Linked DNA regions of Homo sapiens: region 2 is linked to region 1. Evidence: read pairs that join two places in POLR2A ChIA-PET (ENCODE). Cell type or tissue: MCF 10A. All regions are shown on one strand. Links, peaks and the distances in the headings refer to the core of each region. The heading gives the core; the rest is flanking DNA.

Region 1 (15,719 bases), core at 4,328-12,327:
TAAATATTTGCTGGATTAATGAACAGAGCTCCCCAATAAATGAGGAAAAATGAAATTAGTTAAAAAAAAGAAAAGCTATTAATGAGATTTGAATAACTGATTTCTTATGTATATGCTTTTCTAACATTATTTAAAATTTTTAGGAAAGGTAATTATGTAGACAAATATTTCTAAAGAATACAAAATAACATTCCATGGCTTATATAAAAAAATAGAAAGATGAAGATGAACTCACGTTAGTGCTTTCTCAATCTCTTTTTTTTGCTTCACATTTGATCTTTTATTTCCTATTGTTTTACATACACCAGGGAGATAGCAGTTATTCTACAGATTCTCCCAGAAAAATTAAAATCACCATTTTTTATTGAAATAATATTTATAATTTGCAAAAATGCAAACAAAAATCAGTGCAGAGAAAATGCAATAAATAAAATAATGATATTAACATATCAATTATAAAGTTAGAATATGATAATTTTTTAGAAGAAAACAGAGTTGAAAATATCAAATTGAAATGAAATGAAATGTCCATAAATAAATATCTGCTAGAGATACTGTCACTTCTGAATGTGTGGTGAGTATTGTTGCTATTCTTCTTCCATTGCCAAATGAAAATAATAGTGGCAGGAGAGATTTTGATCTTCACCTCAAAGAAAAAGTGTGCTTAATAATTATATGACATATTCAAGTTTTCATTTTTTTCAGAATTCAATAATAATAGGTTATGTAAGTATAGGAAAGTATCCATTTCTTCTAAGTTTTCCAATTTATTTGCATATAGTGGCTCACAATACTTCCTAATGATCTTTTGAATTTCTGTGGTATCAGTTGTAATGCCTTCTCCTTCATCTCTAATTCTATTTATTTGTGTCTTTTTTTCTTAGTTGTGCTAAAGATTGTTAATTTAAAAAAATTTTTTAAATGGCTTTTTTTTTTAATCTTTAGTATTTTTTGGTCTCAATTCCATTTATTTATGCTCTGATCTTTATTTCTTTTCTTCTACTAATATTTGGGTCTGATTTGCTCTTGCTTTTCTAGTTCTTTGAGATCCATAGTTAGGTTGTTTGTCTGAAGTCTTTTTACATTTTCAATGTGTATTGTTATTGCTGAAATATTCTCCCTTATTGGCGCTTTTGCTGTATCCCATAGGTGTTGGTATGTTGTATTTTCATTTTCATTTATTTCAAAATATTTTTAATTTTCATTTTAATTTATTCATTGATTTACTGTTTGTTCAGGAGTATGTTGTTTAATGCATGTTGTTTTATTTCCATGTATTTGTATAGTTTCCAAAGTTCCTCTTGTTGTTGATTTCTAGTTTTAGTCCATTGTTGTCAGAAAAAAAACTTAATTTCTTTATTTAAAAAATTTATTAAGACTTGTTTTATGGCCTAACATATGGCCTATCCCAGAAATTGTTCCAAGTGCTAATGAGAAGAATGTGTATTCTGCAGCTGTTGTGTGAAATATTCTGTAAATGTCAATTAGGTCCATTTGGTCTATAATGCAGATTGTCTGATGTTTCTTTGGGTTCTCCATTGTTGGATACCTATATATTAACAATTGTTATGTACTCTTGCTGAAGTAACTCCTTTTTAATTATATAGTGACCTTCTTTGTCTTTTTTAACAGTTTTGTCTTGAAATCTCTTTTATCTGATATAAGTCTAGCTATTTCTGCTCTTTTTTATTTCCATTTGCATGGAATATCTTTAGAGAAAGTATATGTGACTTTTATTATACAAATCTCTTATAAATACTATTTTCAAAATTATTACATATAGCTCAGAACCAGTGAATATCTAGTTATTCACAAATTGTTAAAGATCAGAGTTATAAGATAAGACCGATAGGTAACTTTTATTCTTCCTGCCCATGGTTTCACAGAGGTCAGTAATCAAATGTGCATGGCCTAGTTGCCACTAAGTTAGACCTTGCTAATTGTCTAGTTCACATAAAATCTTCAGAGCACCACACATTGTATGGATTTTTAAAAAGGACTATCGGCTGAAGTATGATTGTTATAATTGCACTCAGTTCTGTAGTGTGAGTAAAATATCTGTCATATAGAAAAGCAGTGGAATTGACCTTCATGGGGCTTTTGGATAAGCACTATGCAAAAAAAAAAAAATAAATAAATCGTATAGCTCAGTTCTTAAATAGTAGTGAAAATCTTTTTTTATTCATAAACTGAGCTATTTAATCTAATAGATACTATTCACTTATTCTAATAAACACAATGGAAAATTAAAAATCAGACACAGTCTATAGATCTGAGAAAGCTGTCTCATTCACAATAGAATTCTCTTAATACTTGCTGGTTGTCTAACACAAGCAATTCTGTGTGACACAATAGGGAAAGAATCAGAAAATTATTGAATCTCCTAGGAAAAAACAGCAGGAATCTTCTCTGTGCTATTCTCAATTATTTCATATTCTCAAATATTTGTTCTTACTGACAAAGAAACTTAGAAAATTTTCCAATCTCACATTAATTTTCCAGTAAACCAATTTAGAGCTAATAAGCATAGAATAATTTTACTTGTTATTTTTCGGTCTATGTTACTGCATACTGCTACTAATAGAACTCTGGAAAATAAAATAGGACACGATTGCTCTCATTTCTACTTATAGAATGTTTGCAAAAACTGAAAGGTAAAAAAGGAAAAAAAATTATACTAAAAGAACTTTGGAGTCTGAAAAATAAAATATATAAACTAGAGTAATTGAAAAAGAATGCCTTTGCCATTATGTCAGTTTTCTGAAAATTTAGGCAGAAACCGTTTGCAATTTTGGGAACTAAGTTAGGATTAATAAAAAAAAGCATAGTTTTAAATTATTGCTTGTATTTTTTTCACAAAGGCTTACTAAGTCATAAAATAGTATTTTTTTGGTAGGTGCATTTATACACATACACACATACATGTATACACATACACATATATGCACTCATGCACAGATCTAAATAATATATTCTTCTCTAAAATACAGAAGTTTACAAAGTTAAATTATTAAAATCAGTAACTTCACATAATTTCAATAGAAAAATTAATTTTAAAAATAAAATATATGATTTTATGTATGTTATGATGTTTCTTTATACTGTGGTAGTAAACAAAGAATCTTCAGGTAATGTCCACTTCATTAAATTTCATAGACCTAAAAAATGTCTTGTGATTCTTTAAAACTTTACCTTTGGTCATGCTGTTCTCCTCACCCATCCTACTTAGCACAGTCGTATTCTTTATAGTCCATCTCCAAAAGTCTTCCCTGATCAACTTGGAAAGCAATAATCTCAACTGATGAGCACCTCTATCTCTTTTAGTTGCCCTTACTTAGCTTTGTATATACTACTGATATAGCTCTCATTTGTATATTTGCCTTGTTTTTGTGTCTATTTATTCATTCATTTGACAATTGCCTACTGCATTGTGGTTTCCATTGTAGACACTGGGGATAAATAGAACATTGGGGATAAATAGAACAAAATGAAGACCCTGGGCTCAAGGACTTTTCTTTTTATGTTATTCAAGCAATAAATGAGCATGTATGCCAGTTTATAAGGGGCTTAAAAGGAAAGCAACTCATCATCAGCTTTATGTAATTGGCACATACATGTCACATGGGGTCCAGGTCTTATATTTATTTATGTAACTTCCAGAGTTCTTTGCTATTGCAGGAGTGTCTATACTCATTGATGCTTATCCACAGTTGTTTCCTTCCACAGGGAGTAAATGTGTCACTTCTGGTTTCTCTTCCACAAAGGTATATATGATCTTTCAGTTTATGATGGTGATTCTGCTCAGGCTGAGCTCTGTCTTTTCTTCTCCTCTTTTCCTTGGAAATCATCTTTTGGAGAGAGCATTCACTCTCTCTTTTTCTCAGCCGATTGGTGAAGACTCAATCTCTGTGGGAGAAGACCTAGAATAGTTCTACACTGTTATAGACTAAGTAGCTCTGTCTATTTTCAGGATCATTATTAGGAAGACTACTTGCCCACATACATAAGCCAAAGTCTTAAATGACTACTTCATCATTCATAAATAATATATTCTTCTCTTATTGTCTAACATACTTCTTTTATTTCTCTATTCATTTGCACTCCAGTGGGGAAAAAGATGCTATTCAAAACACCATATTTAGGAGTTACATAGAAAAAGACAGGTCTAGAAATGAAGAAGCAGATAAATGAGGAAACCCAAAAATATAATCTATCAAGGTATCTAAACAAAACAAAACAAACCACGAGTATTTCATGTGACAAAGGTAGAATTAGCTATTGGATTAAATATGTCTCTGAAAGGGTGAGTAAAGTGAGGACGTAACAGACACATACTGTTGGTTTTGGCAACATGGAGCTCATTTGTAACTGGAAAGAATAGGTTCTGTGGAATGGAGGAGGAGAAAGCCAAGATGGAGGGAGGTGAAAAGTAAAGGGCATGGAGCAAGTGCCAATGACATTCGAGAATGCACACTTGGTGATGTGACGTTCTGAAGGCTGATGTGAAATTGAAGAAGGTTTTTCCGTTCAAACAAATTTTAGAGGAATTGGTATATTAATGAGATTACCTTTTAGAGAAAATGACATTGAAGATATATGAGAAAGGGGTGGAAATCAAAGGAGTGAAGTTTCTGAGAGCAGGAGAGTCTGGGATTAGAAAACACGTGGAGGAAGTGGTGTTTGCCAGAAGAGATAGTTTACTCATGGTATCAAAAAGAAGAAGAAAATTTCAGGCACACATTACAAAGATGAAGAAGCTCCTATCTAGCAAACTTTATTATCTTCACAAAATATGACCTGATAATATGTGTGAGAAGGGTTACAGAAGGAATGAGGTGGAATTAGAAACCTGGGTGCATCAGAAAATTTAATGCCTTTTCCTGAAAACAGGAGAACAAGCTTATAAGAGCTCATCCGAAGCAAATTAGAATTACTGAGAGTGGTTGAGGGCCTATTTGAACTTACTGTGAATTTAGAGTAATGCTATTATCAGCTCTGTGATATTTGCCAAGAATTTTCATTTGCACTGAAGTCAACTTAGAGGCTTGTCTCTCTGGATTTATATCCTCTGTCTTTTATTTTTCCCTTTTTCTTCAGTGTTTTACCTGGTTGTGCTTCCTCTTTATTTTTTCCTTTATCTAATCATTTCTTACAGAAATAGCCTTACTACCAATGGCATCCTTAAATTAGCTACTATATATGAAAATATTTAACCGTGTTCTTGATAAAGAATAGTTTAATGCTAGATAAATGCCAGCTTTCTTCTAGAGATATAATTTGCTTTGAGAACAAACTATTCAGCTATCCAAGAGTGAACTCTTTAGCAAGCACATATGCTGCTTCTTAAATATTACACAGAGACAGCTGTTAATCAGTTACATAGAAAATTATTTAGACTGACACCTGCTATATTCCCAACAAAAGCGAAGTACTTAAACCCATGCGATGTTTTAGAAAATGATTCCTTTAAAATTCTAGAGTACTGAATCAGAAGCATTTTACTAAATTAATGATAGCTTGTTAAATACAAAGTAGAAATTCATAAAACCTTTTAGCTTATTGTTACGATTGAGAGATAAAACACCTAACACTAGTTGAAAGAAAAACACAAGAATGTTTACATTATCATTTCACTTTTTTCAGAAAACTTTGCTAAATGAAAATTAGCTGTAGGTTAATGATATTCATATCACCCATATTCAACTTTTATTAACCAAATTTTGATAAATTTATATGTGAAAATGGGTGGTGGAGACTGCTAAATGTTCATCAGTATCAGTATTCTTGTCTTCCATTTAAAACAGCACCCCCTAACTTTCACCTGGGCAAATGACAGGGAGAGGGCATTTTTAATTCCAGCTTCTACAGCTCCAGTAAATATGTGATTAAGTTTAGGTCAAAAACAAATGAAAGGGATTGAAGAATGAAACTTCTCGTTCAGAACTGAAAATATACAATTGTTTTCCATTTGTGAGAAACCTTGTAACTGCTCAATTTGTAGCTAGTCAATGAACGCATTCCCTTTTCATGCCAGGACACAGCTAGATTAGATTTCCCAGCCCCCTTTTCAGTCAGGTGTTGCCATGGCACTGCATTCCAGAGAGTAAGATTTGTGGAGAAATGATCTGGTGCCACTTCCGCTGCTCCATTAGTAGCTCCCAAGTTGCTTCTTCATCATCGTGTCTTCTCAGCAGGCCAGAGGATGACAGGAATGACAAGCCTAGAATTCACATGTCAACAATAATAAAGTCACAAGGAAGTGGGCCGAGTCCTTGAAGAAGCTCCTGAAATAGATCTATCTACTAGACAGAGATGTCTGTTTAGGACTTCATGTGAATTAAACAATAAACTTCAAGTTATAAATGCAGTAAGATCTAGAGGTTTCTCTTTGGAGCTCCAAACATTGCTCTCACTAACGGTTCCATGGTCTTTCCCACTTTTCCAGGCTGAAATATATCTGCATGTTTGTGAGGTAGTTTCCAACATTCTCAGAAAGACACAGCAACTGGGTCACTGTATCAGTGTCATATGTATCCAGGGCACCATGGACTGATGTTGCCTGCCTACATTGGGATCTTGTTTGAGGAAAATATATATATATTATATTTGAGCCACTGCATCTTGGGAAACATCTTCACTCAGAATGGTTAGCTCATATTTTAAATCAGTAGTTCTCATAACTTGGTTTGCATCAGCATCACCTGTAGGGCTTGTTAAAACATAGACTGATGTTAAACATAGATTTCAACACCAAGTTGGAACAACAGATATAGCATTGTGGCAGAATTTACAGGTTGTTTTATATTATAATCATTGAAATGAATAAGAAATGAGGTATGAAATAATTAAAAAGCTAAACCTTAATATATGACTGTGACACTAACCATAGTACACTTCACTTACCCGTTGATGAAAGAGGGCCTGTGGAATGTTGTTGAAATGCATTTTCTTTCAGTGCACCACACCTTACACTTACTTCAAATATTCAAATATAAAACTTTGAGCTTTTTAATCTTAATACATTTTATGAAATATAATAAGGATATTAAGATCATGGCTTCTTACTATTGGAATGGAATCATATTCATTTCATTCTATGGTCACTTTGATTTGCTTTGAAACAGTTTGAATTCTAAAGACATCTTAGAGGAAAATGTGAGCACACATTAATGTCAATGAAAACAAAGTCAAGTTCATTACCTACTGATAAATGGTGTAGAATAATATGCGGAATATTGAAAGAGGTGGACTAGAAAGGAAAGAATCAGGAAATTGATCTTGACCCAGATATTAAGGGAAAAAATAATTCATATTGTTTGGCATTTTTCTGTCATTTTTAAATGACAATATTATTTCTTGCCATGTTGATTTCATTAAGTTTGTATTAATAATGGGAAAATGTCTTAGGAAGTGCTATGCAAATGTGTTTATTTGGATGGCTGTGTTCATAATTGAAATATAGGTTAAACCAATTGAGCACATGCCTTTTTATTAAGAGTATTATAGCCATTAATTTATGTTTGAATATTGTCTATTTTCTAAAATAAAATGTGAGCTAATTAGAAAATAAGTTACTTAATGCCCATTTGTCTGAGTGTACATTTGGTCTCTTATTACACTTTTCTTTGCCCATAAAGTGAAGAAAATAGTGTTTTCAAACATGACAAATCTGTGTATCCAAATGAAAACACTTACACCAAAGGGAATAGTTTTATTTTATAAACAAATTAAAAACCAGCTGTGCCAGACATTATGGAAAACATTACACAGCAACTGATTTGTCCACAAATGAATCACTTCAATGAATGTAATACATAATGTTGCAGGTGGCATTTATTTTGAAAAACTAGGTTTATTAAGGCAGCTGAATTTAAAAAAAAAAAAAATTCTCTGTAAGAGAATTTCAAATTTCTCCAAATTCTGTCTTTTAAGCTTAAAAGGAAGAGTCCTTCCTTTACTTGAGTTTCTTAGATTATCTATTCCCCTAGCATAGAGATACCACATAGACAATACAGAGAAATGCGTAGTAATTTACATACAAGTTATCCAGTGCAAAGTGGAAAGTCTTCAAATAGGAGTCCCATCAGCAACAAGCTATTCTTACCTAATATAGATAGATGGAAAGATAAATACAAATAGAAAGATAGTTAAGTGTTCATATATTGAAACAATATTTATTGAACTCCAATGTTGAGCAGGGGGCTGTCCAGATTACCGACAATTAAGTACTAAATAATGCAGAAAAGCTCTTACCCCATAGAATTAACAACCTAATAAGGAGAAAAATGTATGTCAAACAAAAACTTATTATACTAATATGTAATTTTATTTTTAACATTTTTAAGTATACATTTACCAGGTGACCCAAATTAATGCATTGCAATTTGATCAATATTGAAAATACATATTGAGCCTCTATTATACGTTGTGCATGACTGCAGAATTTAGAAATGTAGCAGTAAATAAAGCAATAAAAACAATCTCTGTTCTACTGAAGTTTAAATACTTATGATAGGAGACAGACAATACTAAACATTTATAAATTAAGTCAACTATTACGATGGTTAGTGTTATGAAAATATAAAGCAAGTAGGAGACTAATAACATTGTGATATTTAATAGAAGATCTAGGGTAGGATTTGCTGAGATCAAGCAAATATTAAAGGAGTTGAGAGAGTAGACTATAGAGGTAATTTGGGAGAATATATTTCCAGGAGATGGAACAAGAAGCATTAAAAGCAGCCAGGAAGAAGTGTGTCTAGGGTGTTCAGTGAATGGAAAGTTTAGTTGGGTGTAGAGGAATAATGAAGGGAAGATGAATAGAAGATGAATAGAAGATGAGGGTAAATAAGTGTTATGGATTGAACGTCTGTGTCTCCCCCTAGGCTCATATTTTGAATCCCTACCCTTCAATGTGATGGCATTTAGAGATGAATCCTTTAAGAGGTAAACAGATTTAGATGAGGTCATGACAGTATGGCCCCAGTCTGATGGGATTGGTGTCTTTACAAAAGAGGGAGAAACAATGGAGCTTTCTTGCTCTCTGGGCTAGCACAAAGGGAAGGCTATGTAAGAATGCAACAAAATGGCAGCTGTCTGCAATACAAGAAGAAAGTCTTCCTTAGGAACAGAAGATCAAAGGTGGTACCTTGATCTTGGACTTCCCAGCCTCCAGACACTGATAAACAAATTTCTGTTGTTTATGCCACCCAGTCTATAATATTTTGCTATGAGTTCCTGAGAAGACTACTATAATATTGTTAAGGACAGATTGGGTACAGTTTTGCAGACCACTGTAAGGAAGTTTGCTTTTATTCCATGTGAGTTAAAGAACAACCATAGGTTTGAATACAGGAGTGATACAGTCTCATATGGATTTAATTGGATCATTCTGGCTGTTTTGTTCAAAACAAACTATAGCAGGGCAAGTGTGGTATCAGAAAAACCAGTAAGGTACTATTCAGTAATGCAGATGTGATGCAAGAGTGACTCAGACTAGGGTGGTTGCATTTGGGATGGGGATAATTGATAATATTCTAGATATATCTTGAAAGTAGAGTTGATAAGATTTGCTGATGATTTGAATATGGAGTTAGAGAGAAAGTGAGAAGCCAAAGGTAACTCCAATATTTCGTGGCCAGAGCAACTGAGAGAATGGAGTTGTAAATAGCTTAGTTGAGAAAAAGTGCAGGAGGATTTGGTTTGGTTGGTACCAAGGAAGTATGGGAAAATCAGCATACGACATAAAATCTAAGTGGAGATTTTTATTAGGTTATTTGATAAGCTAGTTTGTAATCCAAGGGGGAATTATTGACTAGAAATTTGCATTTGGTTTCAGTAATGTGATAAGTTTACTAAGAAAATGAATTTAGATAGAAGAGCGATCCAAGGAATGATTAGTGAGGATTTTCAATATTTAGAGGTTAGGAAAATGGGAAAACAAAAAATATACCAGAAAAGGATATTAAAGAGTGGTCAATGACTTAGGAAGGATAATGGAAGGACATAGTGTCCTTTAAATTCACTTAATTCTTTTTAATTTTGTTAACTTCTATTTGTTTTTATTTTTTCCTGGAAAGATATTAATCAGTGTCTTGAAGTGCTGCTGATATGCAAAATAAGATGAAAATTTTTTAAAAAATGAATTGATTATCTGATTTACCAATATGAAGATTATTACTGAGCACAGTAATTTTTTAGGAGTGGTAGAAGTGAAACACTGTCAGAACTTGCATCAAAAGAAAATGTTAAGATTTTACTTGCAGCATGGCAGCAAAAGGAACTCCATGGACCCACTTTTCAGTGAACTTGGTAAAAATTAAAATACAAAAGCCATTTGAAATATCTTATAGACATTTTGCTTCTATGGTGTCAGAGTCCTGGGGACTGCCAATACCCAGAGTTGTCAAAATGTATGCCTAAAATGTCCAATTTTCAACAAGAAGTTGAGGCATGCAAAGCAACAGTGAAGCATGACCCGTTTCCAGTAAAAAAAAAATAATAATAAAAAAAGTAGGTAAAGAAACTTCCTGTGAAAACAAATATTTCAGATTTAACAAAGACTTCAAAGTTTTCATCATAAATATGTTCAAAACAATAATGGAAACAATGATTTTAAAGGTAAAGACAGATACAACTACAATGTCATATCAAATAAAGAATATTGATAAAGACAGAAATTATTTAAAAAGGAAAATTCTGGAGTTGAAATACAAAATAACTGAAAAAAAACCTCACTAGATGGTCTCAACTGTAGGTCTTAATTTGCAGAATAAAGAGTTGGTGAATTTGAAGATAGATATATAGAGATTATACAATCCAAAGAACAGAGACAAAAAAACGAAAAAAAAAAAGGAACAGACTCAGAGACAGGTGAGTCTTTAATGTATGCACAATGGGAAAAAGAGGACTATCATGAGAGGAGAGATTGAAGAACAGAAAAGAATTAAAAGAAATAATGGATGAAAACTTCTCAAATTCATTGAAAAGCATTAATCTTCACATTCAGGAATCATAACAAACTCCAAATGTGATAAACACAAAGAGATCTATGGTGTCGGAACCCAATTGTAACAATCCCATGGGTTTGAACTAATAAATTTGGGGTGCCTGCAGAACCAGGAAGGTCCATGTTTAGAGAAAGACTCATTTGTAGTATTCAGTCGCACAGCAATCAGATGTTTATTTGCAAGACTGAGTGGTGGGTGATATATACAGTAATTTGTTTTTTTGGTTGTTGTTTTGTTTTTTTCCACCACACCTGGCTAATTTTTTTGTATTTTTAAAATTTATTATTTATTTATTTATTATTATTATATTTTAAGTTCTAGGGTACATGTACACAATGTGCAGGTTAGTTACATATGTATACATGTGCCATATTGGTGTGCTGCACCCATTAACTCCTCATTTACATTAGGTATATCTCCTAATGCTATCCCTCCCCCTTCCCCCCACCCCATGACAGGCCCCAGTGTGTGATGTTCACCATCCTGTGTCCAAGTGTTCTCATTGTTCAATTCCCACCTGTGAGTGAGAACACGTGGTGTTTGGTTTTTTTGTCCTTGCAATAGTTCGCTCAGAATGATGGTTTCCAGCTGCATCCATGTCCCTACAAAGGCCATGAACTCATCATTTTTTATGGCTGCATAGTATTCCATGGTGTATATGTGCCACATTTTCTTAATCCAGTCTATCATTGATGGACATTTTGGTTGGTTCCAAGTCTGCTATTGTGAATAGTGCTGCAATAAACACACATGTGCATGTGTCTTTATAGCAGCAAGTTTTATAATCCTTTGGGTATATACCCAGTAATAGGATGGCTGGGTCAAATGGTATTTCTAGTTCTAGATCCTTGAGGAATTGCCACACTGTCTTCCACAATGGTTGAACTAGTTTACAGTCCCACCAACAGTGTAAAAGTGTTCCTATTTCTCCACATCCTCTCCAGCACCTGTTATTTCCTGACTTTTTAATGTTCACCATTCTAACTGGTGTGAGATGTTATCTCATTGTGGTTTTGATTTGCATTTCTCTGATGGCCAGTGATGACGAGCAATTTGTTAAATTCAGGGTGGTGGCAACTGCCTGAGAGAGATGTATTAAGGACTCTGGGAAACTGCAAGTCACAAAGCCTGCTGTGTGGAACAGAGAGGAGAGAGGGACAAGAGGTGAGATTCTCCAACTTCTTCCTCCCCCCGACGCAGGCTCATGGGTACCAAGGTGCTTATGTGCTGTGAGTGGAGGAAATATTTCTTCATTGACTGCAGTGTAGTCAGTCTGTCCTGTACCATGAGAAAGGATGGAACTCTTTAAAATCCATTCCACATAGTAGTGAATGAAATGTATTTGACTTGGTTCTTTGGCCCACAAAATTGATGTTTATTTCCATCCCATGTGGCTACCTGTGGCAAAGCAGCAAGACTACTTTAAGAAAAATAGCTTTAAGGTTGGACTGGAAACCCCAAGTGAAGTTCAGTACTTTGAAGTTCTTGTGGACAAAAATCTACACTGTGCACCTGAGGGACAAAGTAAAAAGGTTACCATCTCCTACTCCTCTTTGTTGAATAACCATCCTCATCTCCAATCTATTTGAGTTTTCAGAGAGATTTTAAAGGGATAGAAGGCCCTTGCAAGGCCTCCGAACCCCGAGACCAAAGTGCCAATAATTGTAAAGAGAAAGGTATATATTGAAGAAAACCTTAGCAAACATGTGGCTCTAATGAAAAGTGTCTTTGTGGGGAATTGCTGCAATGAGACTCCAGACTATTTACCTAAAATATATAGATCCTGTTTTTTAGCTGCTAAAGCTTGTCTTTTAATTGCCCATCAAAATATTCAATTATCACCATGCCTTGTGGGGGTACAGAGCATAGAGGGTTCACCTGCTCCAAGATTGAGCCCACTGAAGTGTTGCTTAAGTCACGAATCTGGAATTGTCTTCATGTGAAGTGTGCTCAGGAAATTAAAAAAATCAAGAAACAAATATGATTATATAAGGCCTACATAGTGTGGCCAGAGCAAGTGGAATGCACAGGAACAGCTAGGCTAAAACCCAGAGAAACTATCAACAGCAGTCAGAATCCCGCTGAACCTGCTGGATGGGGCAAAAGGCCTAATATAGCCTACTTGCTAAGAACGTCCTTGCTTTTTGGCTCAAGAAATTTGTCCCTGGGAAGTGTTTTTGGCCTTAGCCAAGAACTGGCATATGGGACAGCTTTTCCATGTTGTTTCAATGTCTTCTGAGAACACTGCCAGCCTATGTGTAGAGGCCCAGTCCAGAATGATGTCTGAATTCCCCGGGCCTTCTCATGACTCCGGGAGGTGATCAGTCACACATCTTGGTCTGGAGTAGAGGACATTTGCATTTAAGTCTTTACATTTAGTTGACAAGTGTGATTGTTTATTGGTAATTTCTCCCCTCATTAGTTTAGGAATTTTCCTGGTAAGTATCAGCATGGCTTAAAGAAAGCTTTCTAGGACCATAACTGTGTTTTCACCGAAATGTCTCATCCCTACAAGACAGCTTGTTTTTCATGATAATCTAAGCCTTGCTAGTGGCTTGACCAAATGACCAAGCCATTCATCATATGACTCAGTGAAAATACATCAGGGATCCTCTGTTGGGGTGGCCTGGATGAACTTCTGCCCATTATGATGAGCATCTCTCACCATGTTAAGTAACGGACAGATCTCTCTCAGGTTGGGTAGCAGCAACATTCCATTCCAGCCCAGCAGAACTGAACAGAGATGAGCCATCAGTGAACCAGGTCAATGTGTGGTCCAGGAGGTTATATATCTGGGTTCCCATTTGGCCAATGGAGGCAGAGACACCTCAGGAAATATTTAGGGGAGACAGAGGGATACTTCTTGTGAAGCATGTTCACTCCCATGCTCTGCTTACCAACTTGGCTGAGTCTAGTGAGACAGAACATCTACACACACAACAAATTACATGAGGTAGTTTTATTACTTACAGATAAGTAGTGAGAAAAAATAGAAGACTGGGACTTATTGCCAGCCAGCCCTCCAAGGCTATGGAAAGCTGCCTGGGGCAGATGGAATTTTGCCTGCACTTGCCTTACTTGCACCTCATCTGAGTGGGGCTACAAGTAGAAAGCAACCCATATTGCAGTTTTATATTTCTGGATTATGGGACATGCTGAACCAAAGCGTTTAGGACATCCTGTTCTGGGGTAATTGGAACAGAGCCTGGGCTGCTATTGTCATTCCTTTCCTATCTCAGGTTGGTACATTCTCAGCACATTCCACAGCTATTTCTGAGAACTGCAAGTGAGAGATGGGGAAGCTAGATCAGCACAAGGCCAGCTGGAGAATGGTCCTGTACTTCTAAAACTTTCTCATGGAGCTGTGGGACACCAACTAGGCTAGGCTTTGTTATGAAAACTTCTTGAGCTGGCTTCGCTCTGCAATTTGAGACCCTTGTTTGTACCCATGACATGGATCTCTAGTCTTAAGATTCCTTCATGGCCATTAGTTATGTGCTTAGTACCTATCAAGGTCCCATAATGGGCCAATAATTATCTCTTAAGAAGTATGTACCTTTTAGCTGACTCAAGGTCCTTATAGGTCCAAGTGGGCACCTCTAACCTGTGGCAGTCTTTTGCCTTTGGTGAACTGAGAGGATGCTGAGATCTGTAACTCAAATGACAAGTGTATATATGTGGAAAGCAGCAGAAGGGCATTCTGGATAACCAGCTGGAGGGCTTGGAGAGAATCCTGCTGGTCGGGGCCTCTGTTCAAAGGTAGCAGTTTTTCCAGTAGCCCTGTATATGGATGCCATCAAGATCCCTGCATGCTGAATGTGAGAACTCCAGTAGCTCAATAGCTCCACCAATCTCTTTATTTGTTGGGTAGGGAAGGTTAAAATTTTGGCAATCATTCCCTCTGGAATGTTCTTTCCCAGATTATAGTCACAAATTTTACTTATTCGGTTCTTGTATTTTGTCTGTATTAGCGGCCTAACTGTATTGTGGCATGTGAGTTAAAAGAGTATCGAGTCCTTATTGAATGGTGTCCTAGGCCCACCAGGAGAATGTCATCATCACAATGGGAAGACAGTGTTTCCTACATAAGTGGCACTTATTTTGAATCTTGATCTACCCATAAATTTCAGATAGCCAGAAAATTTATAGAGCCTTTTGGAAGGAAATTATAGGCGTATTGGACACACTCCACATGAAGGAAAATGAATTCTGATCATCCAAGTAGAGAGGGATGCCAAAAAGGGCATTTGCAATATCAATTTCTGCATAGCAAGTTTACTTTGCTTGGGCAGTATCTTCTTTAACAGTTACAGTGTCAGCTACATATTTGTATTAGCCAGGATTCTCTAGAGAGAAAGAATAGGATGGATAGATGGATAGATAGACAGATAGATACATAGATAGATAGATAGATAGATAGATAGATAGATAGATAGACAGACATATGAGAGGAGATTTATTAGAGCAATTGGCTTACATAATTATGGATGCTGAGAAGTCTCACAGCAGTCCATCTGTAAGCTGAAGATCCTGCGATACCAATGGCATGGCTCAGTCCAAATCCAAAGACCTTGGAACCAGGGAAGCTGATGGCATAACTCTCAGTCTGAGGCTGAAAGCCTGAGAATCCAGGAGTTCAAAGGCTAGGAAATCTGAGCTTTTGACATCCAAGAATAAGAAAGGTAGAGTGTATCCCAGTTCAAGCAGACA
Region 2 (15,719 bases), core at 3,927-11,926, 190 kb after region 1:
GTTGAGACATCTGACAAGCAAAGCCTCCATGCTAGACTACACAAACTCTCTAGACACCTTGGGCTTTCAACAATCTTAATCCTGCTTGTTGAATTTCAAAAGAGTTCCAATAAATCAGAAAACCCAGGGGGGTTTTCCCTCTCCCTACACATTACACAAACAAGAATCATATTATTGCTTAGTTAAAAAGGATTAGTGATTATGCCACCTACCTTTATTTTTGTTATTTTTGTTTGAACAATATTTTTATTCTCAAATGAAATAAATTTGAAAATTCTTAGCTCTAAGCAAAACCATATCACAACACAAATAATTCAGTTTTTCATTTGTTTTGATTTAATGCACACAACAATAGTCTGAAAAAATATGATTTGGTTACATTAGAGATTAAAACTGATGCTTTTTCTTTGATACAATTTAGAGTAATATGACTTTGAATAATATCTATATAACACTTCTCTGTCATCTTTCAGCTGATACACCACTACCAATACCCTCATCCAGCTTACTATCACCTTTTGCTTGGATTAAGAAAATGGCATCATAATTAGCCTTCCCACAAATTTCCTCGGATCAATTTTCCATCCTAAGTATCTTTCTAAAATCCAAAACTAATACATCATTCTTCTCCTTGAAACCTCCAATAGCTCCACGTTGCTTTTATAACTGAATTCTTTTAATCTGCCCCTGTGATCTTTATAAAACAGCTAGAGGTCCTCTTTTTGTTGTTAGAGTTGCCTCATTTCTTTCCAGTATGAATTTACATACAGCATATATTATTCCCTATGCTTGGACAAAGCTCTCCTCTCCTTCATTCAATATCATCTTTCTACTCATTCCTTAAAACCTCAGTTTAAATGGCCCATGATAAGGAAAATGTTTCTTAACCTTTGAGACTTTCAACTTCCCAATCATATGATTAAACAATTAATTAATTGCTAGTAATTTCAAATAACTGCTAATAACTGTAACAGTTATTAATATATAACAAGTTGTATATTTGGCTGGTTAATGTCCATCATGCATGCTAAAAATTTCTTTGATGCCAGGTCTTTGTCCGTTTCATCATTGCACCATCACTACCCTGCAGAGTAGAAGCTCTATAAATATTTCTTGAATCTAAAAATGTATACTGTGCACAAATCCAACCTACAGCCATGGCAATATCAGTACTAAACTAGCTTGTAATTATCATTTTTAATGTTCCCAAAGAGCTCTGTCACAGAGTAGTTAGCTGGACCATAATGCATAATTAGTAGTGCTCAAGACACATGCCTTCTACTTCCACCACTATTTAAAAAATAATGCTTCAATAAAATGAGCAAGAGTGACATCAATGAGAGAATAACTTTGAAACCTCTCTAATTTTGCAAAGCTACACAGTCAAAGTACTAAGCACCTTATCATTAGTTAAAAGTAATTTGTTATACACGTCATAATATTATGATTGAGGACCAGCAATGTAGATTATAAATGCTATGAAATGGCTTGCAGAGTAAATCTTGTTTTCAAAATATTTAATAAAAACTATCATAGACTCTTTTTTTAAACACTTAAATTTTGCCCTGAATTCTTTATTGCTACTAGGTAAGAAGAGCAAATAAAAATGACAATATTGCATTTAGCCTGCAAGTTTTACAAATTGAATTTCGTGTATAACTTTGGGAGGTGGCAAATAATATATGACTTTTCTAAGAACCACTGCCCTTAATCTGTTAATACATAAGAGTAAAGGTAAGAGGAAAAAAAGTTAGTAGGTTACAGAGTTCCTCACGAGACTCATAGCAGCAAAAATCAATCCAAGGCAGAACACAAACCACTCGAAGTATTCTAAGAAAAAGAAAATAATATGGAGAACTGGGTGTTACCAAATTGTTGGAAATGCTGAAGTTACCTTAGAATGAATCCCATGATCATGCAAAACTGGCCTACCAGAGATACCTCCGAGGCCATTGAAGGCATCAGTTCATAGACACAAAATGATATCTTCAACCCAGGAAATAAAGAACATACATGAATATGCCACTGACGCTGCATAGCCAACAAACCAAGGCCAGAGGATGAACAATGGAATACTGCCACATATAAAACTCAAATTTTCACAACTCTGCTTACTAGCAGAAAGAGCCAAAGAGATGGGAAAATGGATTCTGCCTCTCTTCTGCGCGTTTAATTGCAAGCAAGAACATCTAAATAATAAATATTTTGCATTTTAAATCTTAAGCATCCACCATAGCTATGAATGGGTGCATATGTGTTTAAGTCTACTAAATGGAGAAAATAGCTCTTCTGGAAAACTGACTTCAAATATTAACAATGTAACCGTTTAAAGGACACCTTACTTAAGCAACCAGGTGAGGATGGCTATACTTCTATGCCAAAAGTACTGTTATTCTTCAGTGGCTTTAGTTCTAAACGTGTGTGTGTGTGTGTGTGTGTGTGTGTGTGTGCATTAGGTGAAGGAATAGTAGGTCTTACAAATTTTATTCTATTCACTACTGATCTGACATTCTCCTTTTAAAATGTCATTACTACATTACTGTCAATGTTATTAATGCCTTATTTAAAGCTGTACTAGCACCTATTATTCTTACCATTTCTAAAGGTATATTATCCACCAGGATGCACACACACAAACAAAAATACATATATTTTAACTATTTCCAATTTTATCTATCCCCACATTAACTAGTGGTCATTATTAATTTCATATAAAAGATAAGGAAACAGAGACAGCAAGCAATTTTCCTGATGACACTCAGGAAAAAGTAAAAAGTGGCCACACAGATTCAAAACTAAATGGATATATCCCTGTTAGGCTAAAATATCACATTCTTAAAACTCAAAGTAGTTTAACATATAATGCTACTGATACCATACCTAATACTATTAAACATAACATGAAAGAAAATTGAGTTAAAGGATATGGAAAGAGACATTTGAGACCTTTATGTATAATACCTAACTAATAAACTTTTCTGAAACTTTTCTGATAGTGAACACAGAAAGGGCTTGTTAGGTTGTGAAGGTTGCAAGTTAGCCTCATAAAATTAAGTGTCATCTGCAGACTAACAATATATGCTACAGAATTAAATATCTTTCTTGGAGAGGTAAAGCCAGAATAAAATGTAATGCAAAAATATTAGCTAAAATGAGTATGAATAAAAAAGAGCTGTGTATTATTGAAAATATCACAATATTTGCACGTGCAATTTAAGTTCAACATATTTAGCTCCATGGAAAAATGTTTATTATATAAAGTTTCAGAGAGAGGAGAAAAATGAACTGGGAATTAGCCCTAACTATTTCACTTAAAAATATTTATTAATATATTCCAGATATTATTTTGAGCACAAAGAGGTAAAAAAGTGGGCAAAAGTAGACATTGCCCCTACCTTCACAAATGTCATATTGGTAAGAAACTAAGATTTTAATTAAATTATCACAAATAAATAGAAAATTATAATTATGGTAAATGTATAAACATAAGGTACACAATTGTGTGAGGCCATATAAAAGACAGCTGACCTCATTTATCCATTTAAGGAGAGTTACTTCAAGACAGATATTTACTTAAAAATTTACTCAGTGAAGCTTTGGTGAAGCAGAAAAGAAATAACTGGTAAAAGAAATAATAAGGAATTCACAACAAAAATTTTAAGGGCCACTTTAACAATATAAAAAATTATTCTTCTATCTTTCTCTATGTGATACAAATAGTTCCTCAGTTGAAGAATGGAGAGTGATTAAAAACACACACACACACTTACCCTTAGATGATATGTATGTAAACAGTCATACATATATCTGCACATATATATGCATTTAAAATGGAATAATAGTCAAAACATGAATGTGGGTAAATTGTCATTATTGTTCTTTGCTTCCATATTTCTGAGAAATATGCTTCCATATTTCTGAGAAAATGCAATAAGTGGTAGATATTATTTCAAAGTTCAAGAAGCTTGGAGGGAAAGAATTATGGCTTTGCAGTCTTAATAGTAAACAATAGCTCCAAAAAGTGGCCAAAGAGGATTTTAGTCTTATATGTATATATAAAGTATATATTTAGTCATATATATATACACAAATAAATATACATCACTTACATAATTAATATGTAATATTAACTATATATGTGGCATATATTTGTTTATTTTTTATATATTTGTTTTTTTAAAAATTAATGTAATTAATTTAATAACTCAAAATAGGCTGGAGTGCAGTGGCACACTTTCAGCTCACTGAATCCTCTGCCTCCTGGGTTCACTATTCTCCTGCTTCACACCCCCAAGTAGCTGTGACTACAGGGTCACACCACACCCGGCTACTTTTTGTATTTTGGCTAATTTTTGTATTTTTAGTGGAGACACAGTTTTGCCATATGCCTGGACTTGTCTTGAATGCCTGGACTCAAGTGACCCTCCTGCCTCAACCTCCCAAAGTGCTCAGATTAAAGGCATGAGCTACTGCATCTGAACAGAGCTTAATATTTTTTAAATATCCATTTTATTGAAAAAATTATTGAGTAATGCTTGGAAAGATAAATCTGGCTACCTATTAAATATTGATTACTTCATGCTTTAATAAATATTTTATGATGCACATGAAGTAATAAATGAAGTTTCAACTTGTTGAAGTCAAATTACTAATTATTGCATTAATATTTTATATATTCCTATAAATTTTTGCCACACTCCCATGTATGTGATTGCCTCTGTTCACAGCCCAGGTTTAATTAAAGAATTCAAGACTTGTTTATAAGGCTATACAATTTTCAGTTTTATAAACTTCCACTTTTCCAGTGAATGGTTGTGACAGAAAAAATGTATGATAGAGACTTTGCAACCTGAGACACATGCACAATTTTTGAACACCACTAACTTCTTGAGCAAATCATCTATTTTATCTCAGCTACATTTTTGCATCTGAAGAATAGACATTCTAACACTAAACTTCAGGGTTGTTTGGGGGATAAAGAAGCTTTTAAATTACCTGCCATCCTTGAAGCGCTTACTGAATTTGCCACAATAGATGCAATATGGTGAAAAGAGAATTAGATGGGAGATAATATGATTTTGGTTTAAGTCCTAACAAAACAATCATTAGCTATTTGATTCTTATATATGACACCTTCTGAGAGCCTGTTTCTTATTTGCTAAATGGAAAGAATAAAACTTGTCCTGCAGTTTTGTGAGCATCAAATGAAATACTATATGAGAAAAAGCAGCAAAACTAAGCGGATGCAGTCAATGCTTTTCACACGTGGTCCTATGAGAGCTATTCTCATGCTGTTGTGTTAAGTATGCATTGCTTAGCCAAGGAAATAACCAAAAAGCAATAGATAAGCTAGGACTACTTGATAAGACTCCAAGTATTTCTGGACAAAAATCACTTCCACTAATTTCTTCTCCCTCACCTAACATAGCTCATGACTTTATCCTTGTTTAAAATCAACCCCCATAGGAAGGAAAGAAGTGGCATCCAAAGAAACTCACGTAATATTTTGCACTGGGGTCAGTTTTTACTGGTTATTCACTGACGTGAGAGTGTTATGTTCATTTGCTATTCTTATGATTAGGTCCTATTACTTTATCTACTAAAATGAGAATTTTCATTCTGTCAACAGGATGATGATAATTTCATTTCAATCTTCATTTTTATCAATTTTAAAGGCAAGTGGAATACATGTAAATATGTTTTACTTTCAAAAACAAAAGACATGAGTACAGTTGATATACTGCATAAAACAGTAAAGTTTTGTGTTTATATTATTTAGATATATCACTTTTAAAATGATATTTGAAATCTGTGTGAAAATTACAAGAGAAAATGATGAGGAAAGCAAGTGAAAATAACTGCATTGTTCTAAATTGTAATTTAAATAAACATAATTTTTCTGAGTTTTAAATATTTTATATACCTATTTGATGTAGCATATGATTAAATGATAACAGAACTCTTTGCTCCATCTTATTTCAAATTACTACTTTGATACATACACAATTGTGCATTCATGCACACATCACACACAATATCAAATAACTGTCATTGTCATTATATGTAATATAATCTACTGGCAATGCTTGTCTATTTAAGACTACATTTTTTTAAAAAAAGCATACAGCCCTTGTTTCTCTTTCTCTGAAGATTATAATGTTGCTTGAAATATGCCAGCAATTTCAACTTTGTGTTAAAAATAGGAAGAAAAGAAGAAAGCAGAAGAAAAAGAAATTTGGAAGACAAGAGATTTAACCGAAAAAGAAACTACAAATTTCTGACTCCATTATATGTGCTAAAAATCCCTGTTGTACATACTTTATACATTGAGATTTATTAATATTCAGGATGCCTAAATGGAAGTAGATATGCATAGTAAAATTTAAGAATAGGATATTTATAAAAAAAGAATCCTCCAGTGACTTGACACAGTTTCACATTTTATCCTTGACCAAAATGAATGAACATCAGTTTTCCTGGGCATTATAACTGATTAATGCTAGATCAATTGCAGCAAGATACAGAATACATGAAGATGCCATTTCAAATGGCATCAGGATAATTATTCGCAAAGTGTCCTTTTTAATAAATGGTTTATGATATCTATTACCTCATGTTTTGCTAGTGTGACTTTTAAAAATATTATTTCATTAAAGATTAGGGAGAAAGCAAAAGACTGAAAAATTGAACTCAAGGGTTTGAAATAAATTTCCTATCTGTCAGAGCTAATACATGAAGAATTAAGTAAACTATGTTTACACTGCAATATAATTCAAATAAATTATTTTAACTGTTTTGTATTACTCATATGTATCCATGTGAATTTGATTTGTTTACATAAAATTTTAAGCCTAATTTTTAAAGCTACAGGTAAAATTTAATGCACAATTTTTACTGGATACTATATACATACATATATATATCTCTTTTTAATAATATTTTATTGGCCTCTGTGGAATAAATTTTAAATTTAATTAAGTAAAAAGGTAAATACTGTCACATTGTAAAAATAAGTCCCAAACCTTCATAATTACTTATCTAGTAAAACAAGAACTGTAAAATCTGAAGACTCGACAAATATTTTCTGATACTTTTTCTGTTTTTCTCATGATTCTTGTTACTGAATATAATAAAAACAAAAAAAGCCTCAATAATTTCATAATTTATTAAATGAATTACACTCTCTTGCAAATATCAAATATCAAAGTGATCAGAGAATGAAGTCAGCATTATGAACTATGACTCAGCATTATGAAGAACATTCTCAGTTGACAGAGAGGAAGGAGCAAGTAAGTACACTGGGTGTGGAAAGTGAGGTGAGAGAACTGAGGAGGAAAATATTGAAGAAAACTTGGCTGAAACCTGAACGTGCTAGAGGAAAGATACTAGGCTACGGTGTCAGAAATACTGATATATTGGCTATGACATAGCAATCTGGGATTTAATTCACTCATTCTAATGTACTTTATGCACTTATGAGGGTAAAAATACCTTCTTTCCAAAGATAGTAAATTAAATTTGGAATTGTATGCAGTTCGCTTGACACATACACAAGCTCAGTAATTTTTAGCTACTAATTGTATTCATAAAGAAAATAATATATGAGCTCATCCTAGACAATGACTACCATTTCTTCAGATGGAGTATGGAGAATGCTAATTTCAGTTCAAAGAAAATACAAAAAACAGATTTAAATGAAAGTGTAGTATACATGAGTAATATTAAATATTCTATAATGGCTAAAAGCCGTACAAATAGAGAAGTGGATGATAAGGCTGGAGAAGCAGACTTTGTCCTGATAATAAAATTATGTAAATTATCTGCTCATAAATGTGGACTGGATTGTGTAGACAATGGGGACCCACAGTGAGCGATGGAGGTCTGAAGTGGGCAGTAATAGTGATAAGTTATATGTAAATAAATCTTAATTGTGATTAATCACAACCTGAGCAATACTGCCAGATTATGATTGACCTGTCTATCTTACACATGGAATAAAGATGCAAAACAGTTCAGCCAGTGCCACGATACTTCCAGTGATATACACCCTCCTAGCAATTTTCTCTTCTTTTTTAAAACTATAAAATATTACAGACGTAAAAACATCAGAGAAAATAATATAACTGAAACCCATGTAAGTACCAAGCTGTAATACATGTGAACATATTGTCATCTTTACTTCATACTTTTTAAAAAGCAAAATTTTTTGTACAAATTAGAAATTCCAGAGATTGACTTTAGGTATGACAACATGAAAAGCTCCACTGACACAATCCCCAGGGAAATTGGGAGACATTATTTTTCAAAAACTAATCCAACCATTTAAACCTTCTGGAGTTGATCCTGAGAGGACCAAGTACAAGAAGAAACACGTATTCAAGAAAATCTACAAAAATTGGTTAGGAAGGGTGATAAGACAGAACTTGAACCTATACCAGTCCCTCCCTCCTTTCCAGCTCAGTGAAGCAGACCCCTCTCCAGACTGCAGTAGCCAAAAACACAGGGCTCCCTCATCCTCCCACTCCCCACCCTAGCTCTCAGTTGGAGAATTTCCTTCTCCAGAGGATAAGGACTTTAGCATTTTTTATCCTACTCCCAGCTTCTGGCTGCTGAGGCTAAATCCCAGGTGTCTGTGATCAAGAGAAAGTTGGAGTGGCTGTACTAACAGATTTTAAAACAAAGACAATAGATTTTAAAGCAAAAAATATTACCAGAGTTAAAGAATATTTTATAATTATAAAGGGTCAGTATATCAAAAAGGTATAATGATTACAAATACAGGGGCTCCCTGACTTATAATGAGGATATGTCCTGTTAAACCCGAGATAAAACCCCATACTGTAGGTTGAAAATGCATTTAATACCTCGATGAACCCATAGTTAAGTTGAAAAGTCACAGGTCAAGCCACCATAAGTTGGAGACCATCTGGATATAGATAGCTGATGACCAAGTACAAAAGATGCATAAAGTCACAGTAATCATACAGGGTGGTATTGACATAAAGACAGATACATAGATGAATGGAAGAGATTAGACAGCCACATATATATGGACAACAGATTTTCTACAAAGGCAATTTAGTTGGGAAAATTCTTTCAAAACTGTGAAAGAATTATTGAAATAACTTATACAAAATAAAAAAAAATTTAAATTAACTTTGATCCAAATCTCATGTCATATACAATAATTAACTCAACTGATGATATGCCTACATGTGAAATGTAAAGCTTTAAAATTTCTGGACTAGGCAAAGATTGCTGGAATACAATACTGTAAACCAAAAATAAATCTCTAATCCCCCCAAGTGACTGAATGGATAACCCTCTCAGCCAAGAGGATTCCAAAAACTTTTGAAAAATTAGTTCAGGCCCTTGCAGAAAGTGAAGAAGGTTAGACATGACTCATTTTACCCTCCTCCCTTTGGAGTTTAGACACAGCTGACCTGCTGGGTCTGACCCTCAGACCCTGGCTGAGCAATGGTTGAACGGAGTACTCAGACACAGGTTTTTTGCCTGGCCGCGCGGCTAGGGGACTGGGCTGCTCACAGACACTTCAAATCTTCAAGCAGAGCTTAACTCTTTCACCAATTGCAAGTCAGAAAATTGTTCAATCTACCTATGATATCCCGCCTTTCTGGGCTGAACCAATGTGTAACTAACATTGATTTATGTCCTTGCCTATAACTTCTGTCTCCTGAAAATGTACAAAATTATGCTGGAACCCAACTACCTTAGGCATATGTTCTCAGGACCTCCTGAGCTGTGTCACAGGCTACGGTCCTTAACCTTGGCAAAATAAACCTCTAAATTGATTGAGACTTGTTTCACATATGTTTTTGGTTTACAGTACCAAAGAACAACCCATTTCTATTCAGATGATACATTACAGCTCACTAATATGAAAAAATTCTGATCTTCAAAAACCCCTGTTAAGGGACTGAAAAGACAAGTCATATACTAGAAGATAATATTTGCAAAAAATATATCACATGTATTTATAGAGCATATATACCATGAAGGGCTTGAATCAAAATAATCTAACAATCTTTCCAAATTCAATGATTAAAAACAAACGACCCAACATAAAACGGGCCAACGCTTTGAACAGCGCTTTTAAAATTAACCTAAGTAGATGCTGAATGAACATAGGAAAAGGTGTTTCTTCATAGTCATTAGAAAAATGCAAAAATTAAAACCACGAGATACAACTACATATGTTTTACAAAAGGTAAATTAAAAGACTGACTATTCCAAACAAACAAACAAAAATGACTAATAGTGTCAGAGACATGTAAACCAGAACAACTCCATCTTGAATGGCACTAGGTAAAATAAGGCTGAGACCTACTGGGCTGCATTCCCAGATGGTTAAGGCATTCTAAGTCACAGGATGAGATAGGAGGTCAGCACAAGATACAGATCGTAAAGACCTTACTGACAAAACAGGTAGCAATAAAGAAACTGGCCAAAACCCACCAAAACCAAGATGGCGACGAGAGTGACCTCAGGTCATTTTCACTGCTACACTCCCACCAACACCATGACAGTTTACAAATGCCATGGCAACATCAGGAAGTTACCCTATATGGTCTAGAAGAGGGAGGCATGAATAATCCACCCCTCATTTAGCATATTATCAAGAAATAACTGTAAAAATCAACAACCAGGAGACCTCGGGGCTGCACTGTCTACGGAGTAGCCATTCTTTTATTCCTTTACTTTCTTAATAAACTTGCTTTCACTTTACTCTACAGGCTTGCTCTGAGTTTTTCTTGTGCGACATCCAAGAACCATATCTCGGGGTCTGCATCAGAACCCCTTTCCTGTAACAATAGGCTGCAATTAAACTAAAGAACTTCTGCATAGCAAGAGAAACTATCAAATGAGTAAACAGACAACCTATTGAGTGGGAGAAAATATTCACAAACTATGCATCCAACAAAGGCTTATTACCCAGATTATATAAGGAACTTAAATCAACAAGGAAAAAACAAAGTCGTCAAAGAACATGAACAGACACTTCTCACAAGAAGACATATAAGCATCCAATAAACATGCAACAATGCTCTTCATCACTAATCATCGGAGAAATGCAAATCAAAATCACAATGAGACACCTCTCATATGAGTCAGAATGGCTATTATTTAAAAAATACAGATAGCTATTATTAAAAAAATAACAGATGCTGGTAAGGCTGTGAAGAAAAGGAATACTTATTAACTGTTGGTGGCAAAGTAAATTAATTCAGCCACTGTGGAAAGCAGTTTGGAGATTTCTTGAAGAACCGAGAGTTGAACTAACATTCACCTCAGCAATTCCACTATTGGGTATATATATCCAAAGAAAAAAAGTTTCGACCAAAACTACACATGTACTCATATGTTCATTGCAGCATTATTCACAATAACAAAGACATGGAATCAACCCAGGTACCCATCAGGAGTAGATCTGATAAAGAAAATGTGGTACATATATACCATTGGATATTATGTAGGCATATAAAAGAATGAAATCGTGATCTTTGCAGCAACATGGATGCAGTTGGAAACCATTATCCTCAGCAAACTAATGTAGGAACAGAAAATCAAATACTGCGTGTTCTCGCTTGTAAGGGCGAACTACACACTGGGTACACATGGTCATAAAAATGAGAACAACAGAGATTGGAGAATGTCATAGGGGAGAGCGAGAGAGGGGGTTAAGTGTTGAAAAAAACTACCTATTGGGTATTATGCTCACTACCTGTGTGACAGATTCATTTATACTCCAAACTTCAGAATCATGTAATGTATCCTTGTAACACACCTGCATGTGTTCTTCCTGATTCTAAAATAAAAGTTGAAAAAAAATATTTTTAAACCCGATCATTTCAAATCCTGGCAAGGAGGTTGAGGAACTGGAACTTTCATATACTGCTGGGAGGAAAGTAAAGTGGTACAACAGCTTTAGAAAACCATTTTGCAGTTTCATTAAAAGTTAAAAATATGCCTACTCTGATCCAGCCATCTCATTTGTATGCAAACATTTATACAGCTTTTTCATAGCCAAAACCTTGAAACAACTGAAATTTCCATCACCAGGTGAATGAAAAAGCAAACTGTGTTATGTACATACAAAATATTCCTCAGCAATAAATAGTAATCTTCTCTTGATATGTATTACAGCATGAATGAGTCTCAACATAATTTTGTTGAAAGAAGCCAGATAATTAAGAACATACAGTATGATTTAATTTACAAAAATATCTTGACAATGTGAAATAGTCCACAGTGAGAGAAAGCCCGTAGATCAGTTATTGCTTAGGGGTTGGAATAGGGAAGAATGGAGTACAAAGAGGCACCAGGAAAGTTTGCCTGTGACGTACATATTCATTATCTTGAACATGGTGATGGTTTCCCAGGTATACACATACGTCGAATTTTATCAAGTTGTTTGTTGTAATTATGTGCAACCTGTTATATGCCAAGTATACCTCAATTTAACCTTTAAAAAATACTTTAAAAATCTATATCCAAAGCTGCCTTAAACACACACACACAAACACACACACACACACACACACACACACATTCACATGTCTGTTGCCCCTGAAATAACATTAGAGGGGAAATTGATAATTGAAAAATAAATTTATTCCATGCCCTAACTTTTAGAACAAATTGTTGCTCATGCTGTGACCTCTGAAATCTTCAATTACTTATTAGTAACTGAATTTTACCTCTGAGTTTCTTTACAGAGTTTGCCCAAGAACTCTTATCAATTTCTGAGCAAAAGGTCAGAATGTTCTGCCATATAATATGGTTTTTCATTATTTCCCTATAAACTATGACATTTTCAAAATGTCAGCATTGGAGAAAGCTTGAGTGCTCTTCCATTCTTTCTTCTTGATACATACTAGGAAACATGTAACATGAAAATTATATGAAATAAGTGTCTGTTGTGATGTGTAATGAGTGGTGATAAATAAGAGTAGTAGAGAAGATTTTAAAAAGACACTCTTACAGAATTTAAAGTCAGATTGAAGTACCTTTCTAAGACACCTAAGAATATAAACTGTAAGAATATTAATCAATCACATTTACAACATTAAAATATCTTCTAATTAGTTTTTGTGGTGTCTGAATCCAAATAATAAGCCAGTGAAATTAATATGTAGTCTTAAAATGAAGAAAATAGGAGTCAATAAGATATAGAGTATAACTTTGGAATAACTAAATAAGAATAGATAACACTCCCAACATAGTAAAAATGGTTTTAAATGCTTCTTTTAACAAAATTGAAATTTCATTATCTTAGTAGCTAACTAAAAGTTTTTAACATACTCTATTGATTGTAAAGTACTCTATTCTGATTTTCACTCAGTACAAGGTTTAGAAGTCAAATTATTTTAATTAATTGCATATATACTCCAAAGACAACTAGTAGGATATACTACATACTTTTTCACTGGAACTGGCACTTACATTTTCTAAGACCTCTGGTTTCCAGTTAGCTGTAACTCAGGATTTCCTATATTAAATCCTATTCAGTTTAATTTATTTATTATTAACACTGGATTTTTGGAAATGTATGATGAAAACAAAATCATATTTTATTATTGTCAAAAGTATTTTCATGCTGGCAGAGTAGGAGAACCTGTGTGAATTTGAAAAAGCTCCCTTTCCCACTTGTCATTAATTTCCCATGGTATTATATCTATAGAAGTACTCATTAGAAGGACACAGTTATTTTTAGAAAAAAGAAAAAAAAGGCCTGGTTTGGTTTTCAGAAAGTTGTAGTCCTCATTTTATTGTTTGTCTTTTCTTCTACCAATAACTTTTCTAATTAAGGCAATTGCTGTGATTGCCTATTGAATAAGTGGGATCTAAAGTTGAATTGATATTGCTGTTGATTTTTTTAATTTTAAAAATTAGATAGGGTGATCAGTATTTATATATTAATTATAATCATTATAATTAGCTGTACAAATGAGCACCCAGGACTCTACATTGTATTCATACAATACCTGAGCTATGTGATGTAAAAAAAGGCAAGATATGAAGAGAAAAACAGACTTCACCTTCTATTAATTATTTATTACGAGAGTTGATTCAACTGGGATTCCTAATTTTTATCATAATGGAGGAACCGGGAAAAGACATGCCTCCTTCTATAAACTACTATGAAACTGGAAATATTTGAGACAACAAAAATTAAAATGCAGGCATATGATTTTTGAAAAAGGAAAACATATCATTTTATACCTGTTTCTGGACTGGATTCCAGCCTGGGGGCACTTTTCACTGCACAGTGGAGAGAGAATGAATCCAAAAGAGACAACAGTCTCACTACACTGCTGGTGCAAGTTTCAAGCTTGGAGAAGAGGCGAGGATTTCAGGGTCTAAAAGGGAAAAAGCTGTGCATAGGAGCAATAGCAGACATTTGCATGGAGTCTTTAAATAAAGGCTGGGCTGTAATATGCACAGCTAGAGTCCATGAGCACTAACTGAGAACGGCTGCTGTGGGTTTGGAAGGCAAACATAGGTATGAGAACTTTCTCAGTACAGATGTATATAATTGGGAGGCTCTGGTAAACCTTGAAAGACTACACTTAAAGAGTAAGGGCAATTCTTAGGACAAAACTAAAACAGATCTGTCCTAATAAAAAATAAAATTAAGCCTGATAGAATCAAGAGGATGCCTCATAATTAAACTGCCTGCCATAACAAATCACCATACCTTTTACAGAAAAACAATAGAATTCAGATATTGCAAGTGTCACCCATGATGTCCAATATACAATAAAAATTTACAATCTATGTAAAGAAGAAGAAAAATATAGCCCATGATCAAGATAAAAAAAAAATCAAAAGAGACACCAAGGTAAAAAGATGTTGGAATTAGCAGGGACAAGGGTTTTGTTGTTGTTGTTGTTGTTGTTTTTAAGTTGCTAAACATATATCAAAGGACTGCAAGGCAGAAAATGGATAAAGTGAATGAAAATGTGGGAAGTCTTGAGAAATGGGAAGTTATGAAGAAATGGATGGAAATTCTGTAACTTAAAAGTACATGATCCGAAATGAAAAGTAGCCTGGATTGAAATAACAGCATTAAACACCTACAAAAGAAAAATTGATGAACTTGAAGAAAAATTAATAAACATTATTCAATCTAAAGAATAAATAAAAATATTAAAACTGTATCAAAGACCTCAGATAGCTGAGGGCAGTATGAAGTAATAGTAAAATATATGACCAAAAAAGGGAAGGATAATAACTTTGTTAAATTTCTTTAAGTTGGCTGGGCATGGTGGCTCACGCCTGTAATCCTAGCACTTTGGGAGGCTGGGGCAGACAGACAACCTTAGGTCAGGAGTTCGAAACCAGCCATGCCAACATGGCAAAACCCCATCTTTACTGAAAATACAAAAAATAGCCAGGCGTGGTGGCATGGGTCTGTAATCCCAGCTATTTGGGAGGCTCAGATAGGAGAATCGTTTGAACTTGGGACGTGGGAGTTGCAGTGAGCTGAGATTGTGCCACTGCACTCCAGCCTGGGTGAAAGAATGAGACTCCATCTCAAAAAAAAAAAAAAAAAGTTTCTTTAAGTCACATTTTACACGAAATGGGGACACAATAACAACTTAAACAGATTCTAACAATTTGAAAATATCTATTGCAATCTCTTGAAAAGCAAATAAAAAATATACAAGGGACATAGCTATAGGACAAATAAAAGA

What was found. ChIA-PET counts read pairs that join two places held together with the same protein. Peaks named below come from ENCODE experiments on the same cell type or tissue, not always from the same donor. Only the 100,000 strongest peaks of a DNase experiment are listed, where the experiment ranks them.
Region 2: POLR2A ChIA-PET joins it to region 1 with 5 read pairs; 2 of 35 experiments call an interaction of 5 or more read pairs at or near these places.

What each region holds. Positions count from the first base shown.
Region 1 is chr1:195,880,394-195,896,112 of GRCh38, forward strand. No RefSeq gene overlaps it. Among named protein-coding and RNA genes, the nearest start is that of LINC01724, 200 kb to the right of the region's middle. In MCF 10A, for the core only: no CTCF peak of the experiment used is centred there; no DNase peak of the experiment used is centred there.
Region 2 is chr1:196,071,650-196,087,368 of GRCh38, forward strand. The region is part of intron 1 of LINC01724 (long intergenic non-protein coding RNA 1724); the gene reads right to left. Among named protein-coding and RNA genes, the nearest start is that of LINC01724, 9.2 kb to the right of the region's middle. In MCF 10A, for the core only: no CTCF peak of the experiment used is centred there; a DNase peak (open chromatin) is centred at 7,252.